Linked DNA regions of Mus musculus: region 2 is linked to region 1. Evidence: chromatin loops called from intact Hi-C (ENCODE). Cell type or tissue: left cerebral cortex. All regions are shown on one strand.

Evidence for each region. A loop is a pair of places that touch in the nucleus more often than their neighbours do. Peaks named below come from ENCODE experiments on the same cell type or tissue, not always from the same donor. Only the 100,000 strongest peaks of a DNase experiment are listed, where the experiment ranks them.
Region 2: a loop joins it to region 1, with 2.0 times the contacts of the local background. A loop is called at or near these places in 1 of 42 quality-filtered maps.

Annotation. Positions count from the first base shown.
Region 1 is chr5:38,369,885-38,373,884 of GRCm38, reverse strand. All of the region lies in intron 10 of Slc2a9 (solute carrier family 2 (facilitated glucose transporter), member 9), which reads left to right. Among named protein-coding and RNA genes, the nearest start is that of Gm40290, 16 kb to the right of the region's middle. In left cerebral cortex, no CTCF peak of the experiment used is centred here; DNase peaks (open chromatin) are centred at 1,340, 1,706 and 2,334.
Region 2 is chr5:38,425,639-38,429,638 of GRCm38, reverse strand. All of the region lies in intron 5 of Slc2a9 (solute carrier family 2 (facilitated glucose transporter), member 9), which reads left to right. Among named protein-coding and RNA genes, the nearest start is that of Slc2a9, 53 kb to the left of the region's middle. In left cerebral cortex, no CTCF peak of the experiment used is centred here; DNase peaks (open chromatin) are centred at 363 and 1,686.

The DNA.
Region 1 (4,000 bases):
GAGTCTTACCTCCTCCTAAAGTTTACACACACACACACACACACACACACAGAAGGACTGAGCAGAAAGAGGTTGTTCACCTCTGGGCAAATGGAAAGTGGGGTGGGATAGCCTGAGACTATGTATGTAACCTTCAAGACACACTCACAGGGACCTATATCCTCCAGAGTCTTACCTCCTCCTAAAGTTTACACACACACACACACACACACACACACACACAGAGAGAGAGAGAGAGAGAGAGAGAGAGAGAGAGAGAGAGAGAGAGAGAGAATACTACCATTTGGGGGATCAATTATTCAACACATGAATTCTGTAGGAAGCGTTCCATATTTAAGCCATAGTGTGTTCCTCTCTCATGGTGGATTGAATGACATCCACCAAGATTCATGTTTGCTTGGATCTTTGGGATGCAACCTTGCCTGGAAATAAAACTGTTAGTGAACAGTTAGTTAAGGTTCTTAAAGTGTGATCAGCAAGGCGCTGTCCAATCCCAAGCTTCCAGCACCCAGGTCTGAGATGACAACTTCCTGTTTTGTGTCACCACATTTGTCTTCATTTGTTATAGCAGGCATAGGAAACTAATCTGGCCACTGTGGTGGCAGGACAGCACTTTGTCACCCCAGGCAGCTGTAGGCACAGGGCAGGTGGGCTTTGGAAATGAAAGACTTGAGCCATTCATTGTGACAGAGGCATGTGGACAAGCTCCTCAGTGAGGGTACAGCGCACACTCCACTTGTCCAGGAATACCAGAGAGCTTTCAAGGTTCTGATTAGCTTCCTGCAGTTGAGCACCTGCTCCACCAAGAGCATTGCCATGCGCATCCTAAGGACCACATCATCTCTGTAAGAGAGAATTAGTTTGGTGTTTTTGTTGTTATTGTTGCTGCTGCTGTTTGTTTGTTTGTTTGTTTGTTTGTTTGGTTGGTTGGTTGGTTTTTGAGACAGTGTTTTTCTGCATACCCTCCACTGTCCTGGAACTCACTCTATAGACCAAGCTGGCCTCGAACTCACAGATATCCACCTGCTTCTGTTGCCCTCCTGAGTGGTGTGAGCCACCACCTGACTATGTCATCATCATCTTCTGCTCCTCTTCCTTTTCCTTCTCTCCCTCATTCTCCTCCTTCGTTTTCTCTAGGCTCCAGGAAGCCTTGCTTAGCCTGCCCTACATGCAGCATAGATGGGGCACAACCAGAATTTGCCTAACTCTAAGCCTGATCTCCTCCCCTACCTACCCCCCATTCTCCCTTGAGTCTCTCCCTGCTCAGTTTTCCTTCTTATCTTTCCCCACAGCCTCGGGTAGAGTTAATTAGTGAGCTTGCTGACTGCAACTTGAGTAGGAACACATGGCTGTGTGCTTTAAGATTTTCTGCCAAGCTCACTTCTGAAATGTTTGTCTTCAGAAGAAATCACAAGCGATCGCTCTTTAAAACACTTCTAAGTTCCAGTGGCTGAGCCTGGGTGATTGATTGGCCGAATGATTGGCTGATTGAATGCTTTTTTTTTTTTCATTTTCTTTCTTTCTTTTTTCTTTTTTTAGATAGTTTGCTGGTTGTCAGCTTCAATACATCTGGAATTAACTAAAACCAAACTTAGTGGCTGGATACACCACTAAGGATTTTTTTTTTTAATCAAATCATTTGAAGGGAAGATTCACTTCTAATCTGGATATTTTGAGGTGGGAAAATCCACTTTTAATCCAGTCCACACCTTCTGCTGGCAGACTATATATAGGACATGGAAGAAGGAAGCTTGCTATCTTTATCTGTTTGTTCTTGCTCTCTCTGGCAAGTCTAAGTTTAAAGTCTACTTTTTTCAGATTCAGGCATATACTGAAAACAAGCTGAGACATCTAGCCTTGTGGACTGAACGACTGCTGAACAACTTTCTTTCCTTGGTAGAAAGCCATTGTAGGACTAGCTGGACCACCTGTAAGCCATTCTAATAAACCCCTATAGATAGGTAGACAGATTAGATAGATAGATAGATAGATAGATAGATAGATAGATAGATAGATAATAGAAAGAAAGAAAGAACAAAAGAAAGAAGAAAGAAAGAAAGAAAGAAAGAAAGAAAGAAAGAAAGAAAGAAAGAAAGAAAGGATTCATTCTGTAAGTTCCATTCCACTAGAAAACCCTGACTAATATAGAACAGGGTCTTTTTGGCCTCAAACTCATGGACCTCTTGCCTCTGACTCCCTAGTGCTGGGTTCTAAGGAGTGCACTACCAGGTTATGCCAAGCTTTGAGGTTTAACAGACATTTAGAAAGCTTCCAGAACTGGTTTTTACTCAGCAGAGACAATGACAACTGCAGCTTCCAAACTTTCCACAGTTCCCACCTCAGCTGCCTTCCTCCTAGCTGTGGTTTGGGCTAAACCTCAAAATCCAGCAAAGGAATTTGTCTGTAATTCCTACCTCCACTGCCACATGACTGACTGCCAGAATGCATCCACTGTGGCTGCTGTAGCAAGCTAGTACAGACAAGCTAGTACATTCAAATAACAGAAATGCATCTCCCAGTTTTGGAAACCATAGGCCCAAGATCAAGGTTAAGCGGGGCTACTCCCTCCCTCTCCCTCTCCCTCTCCCTCTCCCTCTCCCTCTCCCTCTCCCTCTCCCTCTCCCTCTCCCTCTCCCCCTCCCCCCTCCCCCTCCCTCTCCCCTCCCTCTCCCCCTCCCTCTCCCCCCTCTCCCTCTTCCCTTCCCCCCACACTCTCCTCTCTCTTCCTCTCCATTTTCTCTCTTCTCTTCTTTCCCATCCTCTCTCCCTTCTCTCCCTTCCCCCTTCCCTTCTACTTTCTCTCCCTTCTGTTCATTCTATGTCTCTTTTATCTCTGTGATCTTTGCCTCTGACTTCTCATGGCCATCTTCTCTGTGCCCCAAATATCCAAATAAGTTCCTTTCATAAAGACCCTTGGCCTATTCTAACAACAAAGAAGAAATATTGGAAATGAAACACTCTGTAAATTATAGACAAAGTGGGAAATATCCCCTGGAGATTAGACAGGGCAGAGGGAAAGGTTGAGGAGCTGAAGAAAATGTGAGGAATTGTTACACTGAGATAGCAAAAACAATAACAACTATAGCATTAAGGAATTTGGGGACCCAATTAAGACAGCAAGCCTGTGAATCTTCCACATAGGATAAGCAACCAAAATATAGATGAAAGGTATAATGAACATCAAGACTTTATAGCAGGACATTTCCCAAACTTAAGGAAAGAAATTGATATACAGGTACAGGAGGTATTTAGAACCCCAAAGAGACATCACCAGAAAAGAACCTTTCTATGTCACATGAAAGCTAAAATTCAAGAGTACAGAACAAAGAATATAGGGAACTGCCAGAGAGAAATGGTGAGTTATTTACAGAGACAAACCTGTTAGGATGAGAGCAGACTGTGAGCACAGACCCCATTGGCTAGAAGAATACAGACAAATATGTTTCAAGTCACGAGAAGTATACTACCAATCAAGATTATTATACCCAGCAAAATTAACATTTAAATTCAAGGGACAAATGAAGACCTTCCTTGATATGCATGAATTTAAGTAATTTAGATTACCAAGCCAGCACTCCAGTAGGTACTCAAAACCATACTACATACAGAAGAGGAAGGAAGTGATACACATCATACAGGCTAGGGAAAGAACAAATTTTACTATGAATAAACAAATGAGAAATAGAAAATAACTAACGCTTGTTGACTCAGTAAACTAGAACATTTCTAAGATGAGTAAGGGAGAAATTAGCTTGTGTTTACCAGTAATAACTTTAAATGTAAAGGGTCTAAGTCCCCAGCCAAAAAGCATAGAATAAGTTAAAAAAGCAAGTTCCAACTAATTTCTATCTACAAGAACCCTCATTGACAAGAACACAGACAGATGCAAAGTGAAAGGAAGGAAAATGGTATTTTGAGTAAAACATTCTACCAGAACATTCTTGATTCTGATGAGCACATTTTCAAAAAAAGGAACAGGAGATAAAGCCAATACAAAAAT
Region 2 (4,000 bases), 56 kb before region 1:
AGCTACTGGTGTGGGGCCATGCCTGCCTTCTCTGCCATGCTCCCCACCATGATGGTCATGACCTCATGAGACTGTCAGTAAGCCCCTAGTTAAATGCTTTCTTTTGTAAGTTGCCTTGGTCATGGTGTACCTCCACAGTAATAGAAAAGAAACTATGATATCTGCCCCGTGTTACGGACTGGGAGGTGAATAGCCAACTCCTACTGGCCACCAAGTGCTCATGCTGTCTCTCTGGGGTGAACCACCTCTCCTGACTTCCAGTCCTCTGTACATCAAAGGCAGTCTCAGTGACGATTTAGCTCTGAGGCTCCTGGCTGCCTGAACTTCTGATTTGGTGATTCATGCCTCCAGTGGGGGTAACTTTACCTCCAGAGACAGCACAGCCGTGGCAGCTCTGTCTGCAAGCAAGGGAGCAAAGGAAGCGAAGATAAATTTAACAGTTCTTGAAGTCGTGTCAAATGGAATTGTAAAGGAAGCCTTTGAAGCTTGTCTGAACCCAGCTATCCTATCTCTGAAGGGCCACAGGGGAAATGATTAGGAAAGTTGCCCTTTGAGGACATGGCTTTGACGGAGGAGTTAGATTCTGGAAGTGAGTCACAAGCCCCTGACAACTGTGCCTTCACTCTCTGGCCACCAGGCCCCTTGCACTGCTCTCTCTTGCAAACTGTCTCCCAAGTTGCTCCCTCTTTGCAGCTGAGCCAGTGCTCCTGAGATTTCTGCCTCATAAAGGCCCGTGACCACTGGAACGGGTCTTCAGACCATGGCAGGTTCCGGGCATCCATAACCCTTGCCTTCCATAGGCACACGATTCTTCTCATTTTTTTTTCTTCTGGGTGTCCTAGCACACTGGACCCTACAGAGAGGCGTCAGGGAAAGCCTCTGCAGGCAGGACACCTCAGGGTTTAGAAAAGCAAGTGTCAGAATACAGAGGAGTATGGCCATAAAAGAACCCAGGAGTGGGAGAGCCATGGGGACAAATGCAATGGAAATTTTTCTAGAGAGGGTGGCATCTACCTTGTAGTGTGAGGGACAATCACTCAGTGGAAGGGAAGGAGAACACAGTTCCAGGCCGAGCGAACAACCACTGCAAAACCAAAGAAATCAAGAGAGTCTAATACATTTGACAACTGAGAATGCTTCAGTAACCACGCCTAGGATACAGTGCCCACGGATGACACGGGCAGGCCAGCTGCTCTCCCATGTACACGGTGGGAAATGAGCTGAAGTGGATGTTGGGAAGTTGTAGGAGAGAGCCTGGCCTCTGCTTCTCTCCAGCTGTGTGACCCAGACAAGCAACTTCAGCTCTCTGAGGCTCAGAATCTGTGTCTGTAAAATGAAAGTTCACCTACACTCCACGGAGCCAATGGAACCTTTAAATGAGATGCTGTGTCCTCTTCTGGGATCCATTAAATGAGATGCTATGTCCTCACTTGGGATCCACAGCTGACAAGCCATCATGCCAAACTGACTGTAATGACTATTAAATGGAAAGCATTTTCCCCACCTGCATTCAGAAGTCTCGGATCTGGGAGTCTAAAATCCCATGTTGATCTGTTCTTATCTCTAAGACCATGCAGTTTCCTCTCCTTCCCTAGACTGGCCTGGCTCTCCCACATCCCACACTGCTCTGGCATTAATTACCCTGAGAATCCTTGTTCCCTCCTCTACGTCTCCACCATCTGCCTCAAGGAAGACACAACTCAAACAATTTATAGAAAGACACTTTCCCTGGCTCTTCTGAAAGGGATGGAGGTGTGAGGCTGAGCCCGGGTGTTGCTCTCAGCAAAGCTTCTCTTCATCCACTGAGCGTTCACACAGACAGCTTCCACTGGAAGGTTCATCCTGGGAGAGGTCCTGTCGTTTTGCCTCACTCTGACTTCCTCTTGATTGTCTTAGGGTTTCAGTTGCTATGATAAACACTATGACTAGAGACACCTTAAGGAGAAGAGGGTTAATTTCTGCTCTCATGTCTGATCACAGTCCGTAATTGAGGGAAGTCAGGATAGGAACTCGAGGCATGAACCTAGAGGCAGGAACAGAAGCAGAGGCCATGGAAGAATACCATTTACTGTCTTGCTTAGCCTGCTTCCTTATAGCACTCAGGATGGCTAGCCCAGGGGTACCACCCATAATGGGCTGGACCCACTCACATTGTCACTAATTAAGAGTGCAGGCTTCCATACAGCCCAATCTTTTGGAGACAATGTCTCAACTGAATGGGACATCCCCACTCCCATGCTCCATGCATCCATTGACCACATCCCATCCCTCCCCATGCATTATGTATTGTGATGGTCTCAGTTTTGATACCTGAGGCCTTTCCCTCTGCTTGTTTCCCCTGCAGGGGAGCAGCAGCCTCCCTGCATCCTGTCTCTGGCTGCAGAACCCTTTCTCTTTCTTCCGGTTCTTTTTGTCTCTTCCCTCTGTGCTAGCAACTCTTTCAAATGTCTGCTGCTTTTCTTCACGTTTAAAACCTCGCTGAGCAGGATGCTGGGACGAGCACGCACGGGAACTGTATCCACTGTATCTATGGTGACCACACCTGCATCAGCAGGTTGTTTTCTGCCCCCTCGTCCCCTTGCCAAAAGTCAGTCTTCTCTTACCAGAGCAGAAGACACCTATCTGGGAACCCAGTTCCACTGTGGGTGATGAGGGCTTTTAAATGTATTAGACTCTCTCTTGACTTCTTTGGCTTTGCAGCGGCTGTCCACTCAGCCTGTGTTCTTGTTATCAGCCTCATACTTTGCTGCCAGGCCTGGTCTGCCCCATGGATGTAATTACCACAGGTCCACTGATTGGGCAAATGCACCCCCATGGGAGCAGGGCAGCTGCTGGTGTGGGAGAAGTGGATTTTGAGGATCTTTCTCTCAGTCTATTTTTTTGTGGCCCCTTTGTTATGAGTCTCTAGAGTGAATCCCTTGCATCCTTCTGGGTACCCCCACAGAAGGATGTCCCACTTTGTTATTCTCTCTTCAACACTGGGCTGAAAATCGCATTCCACAATTGTCACCAGTCCAACCTCTCCCCCTCACGGTTACCTTGCTTGTCAATGTCCATGTTTACAAATCAAAGTTAAACGGGCATAGGCTCCCTTGTTCACATGCGGCAAGGTTCCTCTTTTTCTGTAAGCCCCTGTCTACTGTGAAATACACAAAGGATACCCTGATAACCTATAAACAAATGGATTTTAAAATAATCCAATTATAAAATGCTGGATCAGACAACACTCTAAAGAAAGCTTGAAGCTTTCCTTAAATGGGGAATTGAGGCCACCATGGCTCCCTACCTTGCTTGAATGCCCTATTATGTTCTTGCTATCCCCATAGCAGTGGTTTGCAGGTGCAGGTAGTTGTATATCACAGTGCCTGCAGTACTCTCAGAGCATCCTGATCCAGGCTGCACCTCAGGCCTCTTGAATCTGAATCTCTAGACAGTGCTCCAGAGGCTGTAAATGGCTAGCATTGGCCCAATTTGTTGATCATTGAGAAATTGAGGCAGGATCCAGACACTACTGTAAATTTATTTTTTTCAAAGCCTACTTTTAATGATGATTCTTAAATGCTTTAACCTCCCTTTTGGCCCACCACTCACCAGAGGTGGTGGAAAAGAAAGGCTATGGAGAAGTGAACCTGTCTATCTTTGGAGACTATAGTTTACTTTTTGTAAACTATCTTTGGAGAAAGTCTCATCTGCATTGTCAGGAAACTAGCAGTTCAGTTCAGTTCACAGGTCAGCAGCGGCAGCTTGATCCACTCGCAAACACTTCACAGATATACTAGCAGTCAAGTTCAGCAGAGTCAAGATAGCAAACATGAAATCAGCAGTAGTGGCACTGCCTAGCAGAGACAGCCAGGCCTTAGCCAGGCCTCGAGTTATCAGGAGGGACCAGGGCCAACAGGAACACCAGATAAAGTTCTCAGCTGTGCCTCTCACAGTGAAGCAAAGATCAGTGAAGACGCAAGACCAACAAGCATTGCACAGTCAACTCTATATGCAAGCC